2 separate regions of the Homo sapiens genome follow, and region 1 is linked to region 2. A link is a contact called in ENCODE Hi-C or POLR2A ChIA-PET data. All regions are on one chromosome and are shown on one strand. Each heading gives the region's core, a stretch centred on a gene start or an enhancer-like site at or near the end of the contact. The rest is flanking DNA. Distances are from core to core; before and after follow the strand shown. Region 1 has its middle 71 kb from the start of MIR944. Region 2 overlaps TPRG1 (tumor protein p63 regulated 1).

The links. Hi-C counts contacts between places; a loop is a spot of excess contacts on that map. ChIA-PET counts read pairs that join two places held with the same protein, here RNA polymerase II (POLR2A). Pooled maps may share reads with other maps.
Region 1: a map of mammary epithelial cell shows a loop between it and region 2 (5-fold over the local background). The contact joins two enhancer-like sites. A Hi-C loop is called at or near these places in 1 of 168 maps with a recorded cell type or tissue (mammary epithelial cell), 3 of 37 single-sample maps with no recorded cell type and 3 of 50 pooled maps. POLR2A ChIA-PET finds 5 or more read pairs at or near these places in 1 of 52 experiments (MCF 10A).

What each region holds. Positions count from the first base shown.
Region 1 is chr3:189,897,676-189,903,981 of GRCh38, reverse strand. No RefSeq gene overlaps it. Among named protein-coding and RNA genes, the nearest start is that of MIR944, 71 kb to the right of the region's middle. Within about 2 kb of position 3,246, at least 2 of the 41 ENCODE cell types and tissues checked have a DNase peak (open chromatin) inside an H3K27ac peak, as active enhancers do; they include mammary epithelial cell, where a contact is called at or near this core.
Region 2 is chr3:189,266,382-189,273,054 of GRCh38, reverse strand. All of the region lies in intron 4 of TPRG1 (tumor protein p63 regulated 1), which reads right to left. Among named protein-coding and RNA genes, the nearest start is that of TPRG1-AS2, 29 kb to the right of the region's middle. RefSeq lists an enhancer at 1-120. Within about 2 kb of position 4,859, at least 2 of the 41 ENCODE cell types and tissues checked have a DNase peak (open chromatin) inside an H3K27ac peak, as active enhancers do; they include mammary epithelial cell, where a contact is called at or near this core.

The DNA of each region.
Region 1 (6,306 bases), core at 1,997-4,496, 630 kb before region 2:
CAAGATAATTTATATGAAATGTTTTAGGAAACAGTGAATCAGTATATATTAAGAATATAAAGATTTTATATTTATTTATACAATCCATCTAGATCATCAGACCTATTGACAGATACTCTTTAGCTATGTTTTACTTGATTGTATTTTTTTAAATATATAAACTAGAAAATTGCCACTTCTTTTCCCCTACGTTGACGTCATCTCTTCTGTTTCCTGAGAGATTAGAAGAGGGTGTCCCAGCTGAAAGTCATGCTATGAAGGAAGATTGTCATGGAAAATACCTACAGCTGTTGCACAAATCTTTGCTTTTATCCCAGCAATTCCTGTTAGCACCTTTCACAGCTTTTACCTAAATGTTATTAATTCTTAAGGCCTCTTAATTTTAGCTAAGTAATGTCAGTATGTAATGAAAATCCCATTTTCTTCCTTAAATGGTGGCCTACCTCATGGTGAAATGTACATTTCTAGAACACTGAAGCTAGTAGAGGACTTTGAGATCTTTTACTCCAGCCTCTTTCCTCTTAGAGATGCGAAAGCCAAGACCCATTGTGTGAATTCCAGAGTTCTTTAGGCCAGGGGTGTTTGTGGTAAAAACCAGCATGGGGATGAAAAAGAGTAAAGCAAACAGAGTGAGAGAAGGAGTCACTCCTAAGCAGCACTCAAAAGTATTCATTGACAAGTTCCATTGAGAAATAGCAACAGCAATAACAAGGGCATCACTGTGGTATGGAAGAGAGACTTCTTCTAAGTAGAGGTGGAGTTAGGTTGTACTACAAATGAGAAAGGGAAGTCTGGATCACCTGGTTCTTCTTTGCCTTGCTGTGAGAATCTGTATAGTTCCTTTTCCTGCCTGGGCCTCAGTTTTCCACTCCAGAAAATGAAGAGTTTAAACTAGATGGCTCTTAAGTTCCTTCTAGGTCTAAACTTCTGTGATTCATAGAGCTGTGTATTTTTCAACTTTGAATTTCCCACAGTGCCTTGCACATATGAGAGTCTGTCAAAGGCAGCTGAGTAACCCCTGGGACAGGAAGCACAAGGAGATCCCTCACCAAAGCCCATGTGTAGCCTCCACACAGACCTTTGCTGAGCTCCACCTGCTCCATCAGATTCTTTCATTTTCCCAATGTTTACCACCTCTAGTCTCCTCACTGAAGGCACCCAACCCATTCAACATGAGGAGGAAAGACTGGTATTACACAAGAATATCATGGAAATAATTGGAGTGGAGTTCATTTAAAAAAAAAAAAAATTAGTCTTTCAGCCAAGAGACAGGGAAGCACTTTTCCTCAGGGAAGGAAAGAATGCATTACAATCATGGGAAAGAGGCAGACATTCACTTCTCCTGATACTCTACCAAGGGAGGTCAAAGTGTTACAGAGGCTGTGATGATGAGCAAAGACTGTGGTATTGTACCCCAGGACAAGAAATAATGAGGCTAAGGAGATGAAAGATGGAGGAGAGAGCCAGCCAAACTATGTTCTTATGAATAGGATATTATACCAGGGGAGAAGAAGGGCTGTATCTGAGAAGACAGAACTCTATTGATTGCCAAATGCTAACTGAACACTGGCCAGCCACTGGACAGTATTACGCCTTCTGCTGGGCCTTTGGTGAGACTAGGCTTAGCCATGGCTTCCTGTCTTACATGTGACTCTTGAAAGAATCGTGGGCCTTAAAGTGGGGATTGGTAAGAATAAGTGGCAGGTAACCACCTCCAAGGCATGGTTAGAAACTCCTGGCAAAATGCATATAACCGTGGTATCTCATGCACCATCAAGGAAATTACCACCTAGCTAGGAACATCAGGTTTGAGTAGAGAAAGTAAAAAAGAAAATGTGAATGTCTTCAGCAGAAAGGGAAAAGAAAGACAGGCATGGGAATGGAATATTCCAAAGACAACTTTCGTATCATTTTGCTGAGAGTTTGTGCTGCTTATAAGCCAATTACTTAGGGTGACAGTGGGACCCCGAGAAAGCAAAAGATAAGGAAAAGGGATATTGAGATGTTCCTATCCCCAAGCAGTAAAAACAAAAATTGTATATATGCATATATATATTTATATATATATATTTTTAAAAAATATATATATATATATATTTACTTCTCAGTGTCCTGAAAGCCATGTTGAACACCAGGTGTTGTTAGGCAAATATTTCCTAGGGCTTCTTCTGCGTGGGCAAGGTTCACAAAAGTGTTCTATTTCTTAGAATATTATTTCATGACTGCCATTGGATATTTACGGATGTCAGCATTTGTTCTGAGATACCAAATGTGCTGGTACCTGGATGCCACGTAATTCCAGAATTCTTTAGAACGAACTTTCTAAACATTTCCAAAACGCATTTGGCAAGAGGCCCCATGAAATGACACAGCAGAATTTTCTCTATTCATTTCACAGTCCAGAATCTGACAATGGGTTGATCTTTTTGTTCTCTCTTTCTCCTTTCATTCTCTTTTAAAATTCCACCATTTCTGTACTTTAGGGATTGCGAGTGCTTTCAAGTGCTTTCTCTAACATTTAATCATTAGTGAGACAAAATCGTATTAGGAAGGTATTGATAAGTTGGAGAAATATTGAAGACCGCTGATGCAAGCTTAGCTAAAATACAGAAGAGCAGGCTGGACGCAGTAGCTCATACCTGTAATCCCAGCATTTTGGGAGGCAGAGGCAGGAGGATTGCTTGAGGCCAGGAGTTCCAGACTAGCCTAGGCCACAGAGCGAGACCCCATCTCTACGAAAACTAAAATAAATTAGCGGTTTTGGTGGCACACACCTGTAGTCTCAGCTACTAAAGAGGCAGAGGCAGGAGGATTGCTTGAGCCCAGGTGTTCGAGGCTGCAGTGAGCTATGACTGTGCCACTGCACTGCAGAGTAATCAACTTACTTATAGAAGGTAGTCCTAGAATTTCGGAATATTGAACCATATTCAAAGTCACCATAATTTCTTTCACAGAAAAATAATAGCGTTTCCAATTACAGAGCAAATGTCAGATGAGTTAAAGCGCTCACAGGATTCGTTATTTTCTGCCTGGTGTTTCTGATGTCAAACTCTCTCTGCAAAAAATTTTTGTTCCTCGTCCTGTGTCAGACTTTTACTTGAATTGCAAAACGTTGGTCCTCCAGTGTGCTAGGCCTAGAATTCTAATCAGAATCACAAAAGGGAAGTTCACCTGCCAGTACTTGCCACCCACCTGGCACATAGACAGAGTCAGGATTAGTGTAAGGAGTTACAAATCTCATAAATTTCAAGGACACACCCAACATGACTGTAAACCCACAAAGTTAAATTAGTGAACTACTCTTATCTGAGAAAAATATATATGGTTAGTGCTCTATGAAAAACCTTTCTAAAGAAGGAACAAGATTCCCGACACTTTTAGGTCTGCATTTAACGAAGATTAGAGCTTTGAGACTGCTGAATTTTTTCTGAAAACGCTAACCCCATTTCTATATTGGAAGAGTTGTTTCATGCCATCCTTCGGCTTTCTTCCAAAAGCTATTACTGAAATACTGACAAGTTAGGGGTTCAGACCTCTCATCTGGCAGATGTTGAAACTGAAATGCAGAAGATTAAGCATCTGGCCCAAGTCACCAGACTCCTCTCAGTCAAGTGTTCCTTTCACTCTGGATCTTCATATTTCCGTGAAATCTACACATCTGCATAACTTTTTTTGGAATGAGTCTGAAGCACCAGGGGAAAAGGCATAGTGTAAATCAAATTTGGAAGAATGATAATGGACACCAAAGTTTTTATGGGTACAAAGAGGAAGCTAGGAAATCCATACTCAAGGCTGAAAGTGTCCTATGTTCCAGTTTACCTAGTAAGACAACTGTAGTATATGAAAGAGAAAGAATGGCAAAACGGGTAATAACCACTGCCTTCTGCCAGTCTGTGGATGCCCTGACTCAAGATTAAAGTTATCTTTCCTGGATCTAGGAAGGTTCCAATGTCTACCCACCTATGTGCAGGCCTTTATTCCATACTTTTATTTTGCTACTAGGAATACAAAATAAATCAGTATACTAAGGAAAGTCCTTGGGTTACCTTCTTAGATAATTCAGAAACTGCACCCAAAAGCACAAATATGTTCTTGGAATCTCAGAGATTCTATGCAGATTTTAGATAATTCAAGAGTCTTTAATGAACATTAGGTTTTTGGCATTCTATAACAATATTAGATAAATTATTCTAATAATTCTCAGTGCAGTAGTCATTATCCGTATCTTCTGGGTCTAATTAATGCTTTATATTTTTATTTTAGTAATTTTATAAATAACAGAATATATGGTGAAGAATAATTTTATAAGAAATTTTAATATAAACATAGTAAATCTAAAATTTTGTTAATGATTTCAGTGGCACATGTACATGAAATAGAAAATACCTTCTGAATGCAATTAACTGCTCATGAACTACCATGAAATTTGGGACATAGCTACCTTGTAAGTATTGATTTCAAATGCACCTCTGATAAGAAGTTCTAACATCATTACTTCTGATTGCTTTTCTTGTATTTACATCATCAACATAAAACACTTGAACTATTTTTTTTGAATCCTTGATGGCTCATGCCTTTGTTGAAGAGAGGATGACTATGTTCTTCACTCCAAAACCGCAAAATACTTTTTAAACACCAATTAGAATGATTAATCCAATGAGTTAAGTTTCTACCTCATTTTTCTTCCGATTACCTTTGATACTCACCAGCCTTTATTTGTCCACTTGTGAAGTATATTGGTAAATTTTGGTGCACAAGAATCATTAGAACTAAAATAATACTATCGCATGTCCTTTTAGAAAATCGGATGGTCAGATTATTGTTGTAACCTTAAATGGTAAAATTCTTCCTATTGAAGAACTATCTAGATTAAAGTAAGCATATACCCTTTTTATCTTTAAAACTTTATTCCTTGGCCACTGAGCCTTGTGCTTGAGAAAATTCATCTAGGATATCATTACATGAAAACTCAAACTTACACAAGCCATTTCACCATCACCAGAGTCTAGAGTGCCATTGTGTTTTGTATTCATATTCTGATGTAACAATTTTGAAATGCTTTTCTCTGTCAGTTTTAATATCTTTACCATTATGGGGAGAAAATGAAAAATCCTAACTACAAAGATATTGTCTCCTATTCTATACTTTGTTGAAAACTGATGCAATACTAATGAGCAACCCAGTAAAAAACCAAAAAACCTGGATAATTACACAATAGTAAATAGTAACTTCATTTCATCATCCTAACAGGCTTCTTATTACATCATCTTTCTAGCTAATTGCCCAATAGAACTACAATGAAATCCATTTACATAATTTTAAATTTTGTAGTAAGCATATAAAGGAACGGGTAAAATTAATTCCAGTATATTTAACCCAAAATATTTATTTTCAACATCTAATTTAAACAATTATCAAGGAGTTATTTTATATTTTTGAGTCCCTGAAGTCTAATGTGTATTTTGCATATACAGCACATCTCAGTTTTGACTAGCTCCATCCATGTGCTCAATAATTACATGTAGCTAGTGACTACCATATTGGACAGCACGGTTTTGGGCAATCCCACCATTCTTCTTGGTTTTTATTCTTTTTTTACTCATTAGAATTGATGGATAAAAATAAAGCAATTTCTAGAACGGCTAAAATAAAGTCTCAAGACATGAAAAAGAAGAAAATCGCCGAGTTTCCATAGTGCATTTTGTATTTGTAAAAGGGTTTAACAGACCCAATAATTCTAAGCAAATGCATTTTTTTAAAAGTAGGTTTTTCTTTTACTCCAGAAGACAGCTAAGAGTAAATAAAAGTCATGAACTACCAATTCATACAAATAGAACTACTGAAAAAATAAAAATTAAAATTGAAAGAGCCCAAATGACAGATCAATTATTAATCATTTTTATAGCTCTTTTATATTCCTCATGCTAGCATAATTGAATTAACTGTTTCATTTCTGGCACTCTATCACCTAGACTGCAAGGACTAAGAATTGAATATTTTGGCTGCACCTGCTTGCCTATATGAACATATCTTTATAATGTGATTATATCTATAAATAGAAAAACAAATTGATATCTCTAGTATATATTTTTGTTATTCTGAAAAGTTTATTTTATAAGTCTAAGGCATTATATTGTATTCATGCCATCCAATGTTATCCCATAAAGTAATATACATTCTTATTTAATAAAAATAATTCACCCATTTTGATAGAGATAGTATTGGCTAAATCAATGTACATAACTGAAGGGTGATATTTAACAATGAATTTAAAAGGGAACATGGCCCAGTCAGGGCCCATCATCT
Region 2 (6,673 bases), core at 3,610-6,109:
GAGCAGGAAGCAGTGGATTCTCTTTCACCAGAAGCCTTCAGAGGCTGGATAACCACTTGTCAGGATCACTGGAGAGAAAATGCCTGCTTTGGATGGTCTACTCTTTAGTAATCTATGGCTATTCCATTACAGACCCCAGACCCCATCAGAAATAGAAGAGTCTCTAGCACCACCTTTCTGTAGCTTGGAGTACTTTATAAATGTCTATCCTTGTCTGAGCTGCCTAGTGGACCTACTGATCCTATTTAGTATTGAGCCTTTGTAGAAAAGAAAGAGAGGGAAGGAAGGAAGGAAGGAAGGAACGAAGGAAGGAAGGAAGGAAGGAAGGAAGGAAGGAAGGAGAAAGAAAGAAAGAAAGAGAAAGAAAGAAAGGAAAGAAAGGAAGGAAGAAAGAAACGAAGGAAGGAAAGAGAGAGAGAGAAAGATAAAGAAAGAAAGAAGAGAAGAGAAGAGACTTGGCAGAAGAAGTCTGTGGTTGGGAAGTCAGCTTAATCTTCTACTACTGAGCTGATTTGAAGAACGAGACTTGCCCAGATTTCCTGAGAAGCACTTTACAGACACAATAAGCAACAGTCTCGATGTATATTAGTAGGAAAAAAAAATACACACAAATTAAATCTGAAAGCTCATCAGAAACTTATAGCTCACCTGAACTATCATACTGAGGCCTCAAAAGGAAACTCATCTAGAATCACACAGCCAGTCCTGGCAGAGTTGGCACAAAATTCTGCTGATTACAAGGCCAGAATTCTTTTCATTACCCAATGCTGTGAAGCCCACTATAATATAACACTTAATTATACAGGTTCAGGAATACAAGTCAAAGCAGATCCCAAATATAATAATAGATGCTTGCATTACATATGGGAAAAGCATGCTATAACATGGTTAAACGATGACATGAATAAATTATAAAGGGATTGATTGCACTGTGTTTTTCCCATCAAGAACTAAGTTGTACTCCTATATCATGTGGGACATCTGTGCTGTAAACTATAAAACACATGATTTCATTAGAATCCAAAACAAATGGATTGGGGCATCAGCGCGTATAGGAAAGGCAGAGTGCACAAACACCACATTAGGCTTTTCGATATACCCACTCTTTTAGACTGACCAGATACCAAGCAAAGTAGTTGCTTTTTATCTCTATTTTTACAGATGAGATCGGACTTAGAGCTACGGAGAAGTTAACATGTCATCATACCACAAGTACACAAGTAAATGAGAATCGGGATTCAAATCCACACTTGTTTGGTTCCCAAGCACATGCTTTTCCCCAAAAGATCAGGATACCTCAGTCGTCCATGTCTCTGTAAATGTGTTTAACTTTACATAAGTCACTTTCCCTCTTTGGGTCTTAGAAACTCTCTAAGGTCTTTTCTAGTTCTAGAAGTTCCTCTGATGCAAATATTCAAGACTTGAGAAGAAGTTCTTGTGTAAATTCTATCCAAAAATAAACAATGTAAAACTTACGCATGCACAATACCCAAAATATCTAGATTACTTTCTTTTCTATTTTCTGCTATGGCACATTTATCAAGATTTGTCTGAATGTTGGCACCCACTGAGGGCCTTCAGTAAAGAAACAACATATTCACAGTTCCTTTATGTGCATGTGGGCAAGCTTAAGTTAGACATATACTATATGCAAGACTCTGCAAACAGCTGCAGATGAGACAGGCATCATCATAAACACAGGCAGGAGTCAACTAGTGCTGACAGACAAAGGCCATCATGTGAATAGAGGCCATCTCAACTCTGCACTCAGGTGGGCTGTTTCTCTACCTTTGAGCCAACTGATTTTATAAGATTGCCCATGTATTCGTCTAAAGCAACCCATCCCTTCAAGGCACTGTGTTACAGTAGAAAACGCCCTACCTCACCTAGGAATAAAGAAACCCAGCTCTACCGTCATTTCCCAAGGACTTTAGTAAAGTGACTTCACATTCTAGTGGGCCTCAGTTTCTTCCTTTTTAAAATCAAAAGTCAACCACTCTCCTGCCTTCACTATGAAAGTGTGTGTGTGTTTGTGTGTGTACCCAATCAAATAATGAGCAAGCAAAGCCCTTGCAGATTCCAGGATGCTAACGTATCATGAGCATAAAAATAGAAATGAGATTTAGATTTTTGCTGCTGGCTTTATTATTATTATTATCATTATTTTGAGTAGTCTCATGGTAGGAAAAAACATGTTTCAATGTCATACGGATCTGTGTTTCATCTCAGGTAAAGCACTGGCTAGCTTTGTGGCCTTCAGGATGTTTGTTAATCTTTCTCTGCTTCAGTTTCCTCAGCTGCAAATGGACATAATGGCACCCGATAGTGATGATATTTGAAGTCACAATGACATATTTAAAGAGCCGAATACAGTGTCTCATCCACAGTGGCTATTTAATGCATTGTAGTGGCTACTGTATTAACCACTTTTTTCACATGGCCAGTGACAAACAGTGGGAAAGAAAGGATCTCCCTGCCTGCCAACCCTAGCCCTACCAGCCATTCCAGCTGCATGCCTCACTGGCGTGGGGACCTGGGCTCCACATTCAGTGCTGACTGAGCCTGGGAACACTGCAGCCTCCAGCACTGCCATTCTGAGGTTCCACAGTCTACCACTGGAGCACTTCTGCTGCCACCCAGCAACTGCCCAAGGGAACTGCATGGATTTCAGACAAGTAGAATGTATTTGAAATCTCAGAAGCAATTTGAAAGCCTTTTCCTCATCCACAACAATTTACAAAGGCATGAGGAGTTCAATGCCGGGATGAGATCTAATTCAAAATTCCTGACACGGATATCCAGGCATGTTCCCTCCAATATGGTATAATTTCTGTAAAACCACCTGGACCTTTTTTTTTTTTCTCTCTTCAGCATGTTATTATTATTTTTCTTAAAAGTAGCCAGAAAGCAATTTTAAATTATCAAATTTTATTTCTGAAGATCGGACTTTGAACAACATAGCTAGTTTGTGCTCTCGTTACTCTACAGACAAAAAAGAAGAAGAAGAAGAAGAAGAAGAAGAAGAAGAAGAAGAAGATCCAGAGAAGAGAAAAGATAGCCAACGTCAGGGAGCCTGTTTATGAAAAGTCAAAACTCTATATCTACTCAACCAATGCTCCATTTCCTCCATGTTTCCACAGAGCATGTTCCTTTTTCCTGGTGACATAAAAAGAACAAAACCAAAAAATGCTAGAATTTGTAAATTTAGGTCAATGAAAAAACTCCTTAGCTGTTTACCCATCTTTAAGTCTTACTCTCAGCTTTGCCATGGAATTCTTGACCACAGTCCCCTAAGACCACTGTAAAATGAGGGAGATTAAAGCAAACGCTGAAAAATCCCTTGTAGCTCCAAAAGCTTGTATTTCTTCTCACCTACTTTTATTTCTTGAATTATATTTATAGCATCTTGGAAGGCTCTAAACACATCATAATTAACAGGGTTTTTTTTTCTGCAATGAATCAGAAGAAACAAATCCTCTGCCAAGTATCCCCAGCACACATGCCATTCCTCCAGATGAGTTCTCAGGAAATACACCCTGCACAGCTCCGGGACTCAATACAATTTCTTGAACATGCCTCTTCTCACTTGTATTTAAACTGGCGCACCTAAGTAAGGTCTCCCCTCTATGAAGTGATCCACATCAGCAAATATTATTACAACTCCTAATGCAAAAGGATTCAAAAAGTGAAAAACGAAAACAAAATAATATATGGCTGGTGATTAAAAGAAGATTTAGAAAATCATGGAGACAGAGAGTCACAGTTTACGACCTTGAGACCACACATTGTTATGGAAAATGTATGTTTAGGATGGATTTTTACTGGAGTACCCAAAACATTGAACTTTCACCAAGAAAGTTAGTGATAGTCTTTTCTGCTTATGTTTTGCCTTGTGCCTTTTTTTTCTGTGTGCTTTAGCTCTTGTTTTGTTCTTTTTTAAAAAGAAAAAAAGAAAAAAAAAAACCTCAGGATGTTAACTCTTGTATTTCTAAAGACAGATGATGCCCAAAGAGTTAGAAATTTAATTGTTGAGTCTTAATATCCCATTTTCTGGAGGAAAATGTATGAAATAAGAGGGTTCTCGTCATAGAGAAAATACACATGCTAAATTGACAAGGCTTGAAAAGCCAACATTCAATGTTCACAAGTAGCGAGAACAAAGAGCACCCTAAAGCCTGAAAGATCCAAAGTCTCTAGCTTCCTAGATTCTGTACTCGGTGCTTCAGGTTCCAGAAAAGATTCAGCTCTTTTTTGGAGAACTGATTCCTTCCTTTCATAAAAGCCAAATCTCTGACATACATTCCATCTGCGTTTCAGGATCTTGCTATTACGACGCTAAAGACTAGGAGCCCTTCCCTAGAAGAAATGCAACATCTCTAGCATTGATGAGCTTTCTTGTCATTCAGAGATACAAACTATTATAGAACCTCAAAGTGGGTGCCATCACACTAAATGTATCATAGTGAGTACAGGATAAATTTTGGCGCCCTTCTCAGGCATTCCCCAGCAGGGATGGGATCCTGCCCTCTGCAGGAATTCTTAGGCAACAACTTCCTAAGGAGGTATTTCTCATTTAAATATAACCTCCTGGCAACCAAATATTTATCTGGAAGAAATGGGGAGTGGCCCTGTCCAATCAGGCACCTGGGTTCAGTCCATTACTCAAAAATAACAGGATTGTGGTATTTGGGGAACGCCTCCCCACGGAGATTTGCCAAGAAATAGCTCAGCAATCCCCCATCAGCCACCCATCCTTGTCAACATGCCTCCCTGGGCATTAGAGTGAGTGGACAGCACCGCACCCAAAAATCAAACCCCGGGCATTCTTGGCACAGATACCCAAAGGCGAAGTCAAGAGTGTACATGACAAAATCCTCGCCTGCTGCCCTGTTCATCACAGCATGTGATGTAACTTGATCCTTGCTGAGGATGGTAAGTCCATAAGCTCCAAGGCAATTCTCTTTTCAGAATTTATCTCCATCCAAGTGACTTCCCTCCATTGAATTCCAAGACCATTAATCAGTATTGTCCACAAGAGGGTGATATTCAGAATCTTATATGTAACCTCTCATTTCCACACCAAGATCAGGCATCCAACACCTTTTACCAGGACTGACTCCAAGACCTGATCACACTTTTCTCAGTGCTCCAATTCATCCCACATACCGCTCCCTGTTCTAATCATTTACTCACCATTCACATACAGCAATGTGCCTGCCATATACTAATGTTGTGCTATAGGCTATAAGGACACAAAGATAAGCCTTCATGCTCTGAAATCTTTATGATGTCAGTTGGTCAATCAAAATAAATAAAACCTCCTATCTTACCATTCAACACTGTCCATGAGCATGTTCTCCTCTCTTCCACTACTGTCTCTATTTTCCAGTCACCCAGGAGACTAGTCATGATTACTTAAACAACTTTTCACACTTTCATATCATTCTTTTTGTCATACTCTTCCTCCAGTTTATGAGCCACTTTATAACTCTCTACCAAAATTCTTCATTCTGTTGTCTCTTTAGCAACAGTTCCCACCACTAAAAACGATTGCCTTGTCTATGCTCTCACAATATGTTGCTTACATCTTTATTTTGGGCTTTGTCAGATTATGCTTTATATGAAAATTAGTTTTCTATATATTTACCCTCTTAGTTCCCAATTAGATCTCAAGCTATTTGAGGGCAAGGCCAATGTATAAAGTCATGCATCACTTAACAAAAGAAATACATCTTAGAAATATGTCATTAGGCTATTTTGTCAAGGCTACTTTTGGACACCCTACACAAGGCTAGATGGTATAGCCTACTACAAACCTAGGCTATATGGTATAGAGTATATTGCTCCTATGCTATAAACATGTAACAGCATGTTACTGTACTGAATATTGAAGTCAATTATAACACAGTGGTAAGTTTTTGTATATCTAAATACATCTAAACATAGGGTACAGTAAAATATGATATAATTTTGTGGGACTGCCATCATATATGTGGTCTGTGACCAAAACTTTGTGTGATACATAACTGTATTTTATCTCTCTTTCCCTATAGAGACAACTAGACCATTGTCCTCCATTTGTTGAATCACCAAATTAAAACTATCTCAACTTAACCTTTCCAAGATCTGGGTGCAGCAATATCCAAGTTAGCATAAAGGGGAAAAAAAAAACACAAGGAAAATGCATAATGACGGTAACTATATGAAATAGCTGAAACAACTTTGTAACTAGAAAGATCAAGGAATATCAATTACCTAATATTCTTAGTTATAAGTTATGCTTTGCTCTAAAACCAGCTTCTGATGGTCAATAATAATACAAAATATAACCATAGGTGTTTTAGGGAGCCATTTATGGGGTTTAAGGTCACTGTTTTGTATACTTGCAGAGTCATCCCATCTTATACATGCCTTCAGCTTGGCCTGAATTGTGAGATACCATCTTGTTCCTATGAGCATTTTCACATGTGCTTTCTTGATCACAAAAACGGATCTCCTGTCTCCCATTATTAAGGCTTTGGCTCTCTTACACCAACTCATCATGTCCCTATTCCCACCAGAAAACTGGCTCCAGCTCTCCGTTAGTTTGTCACAGAGTAACAGGCCTTGAGTTGAGTGAATGATGAACACTCCTTTTCTGTTGAACTTACAGTACAGACTGTAGTTCTGACTG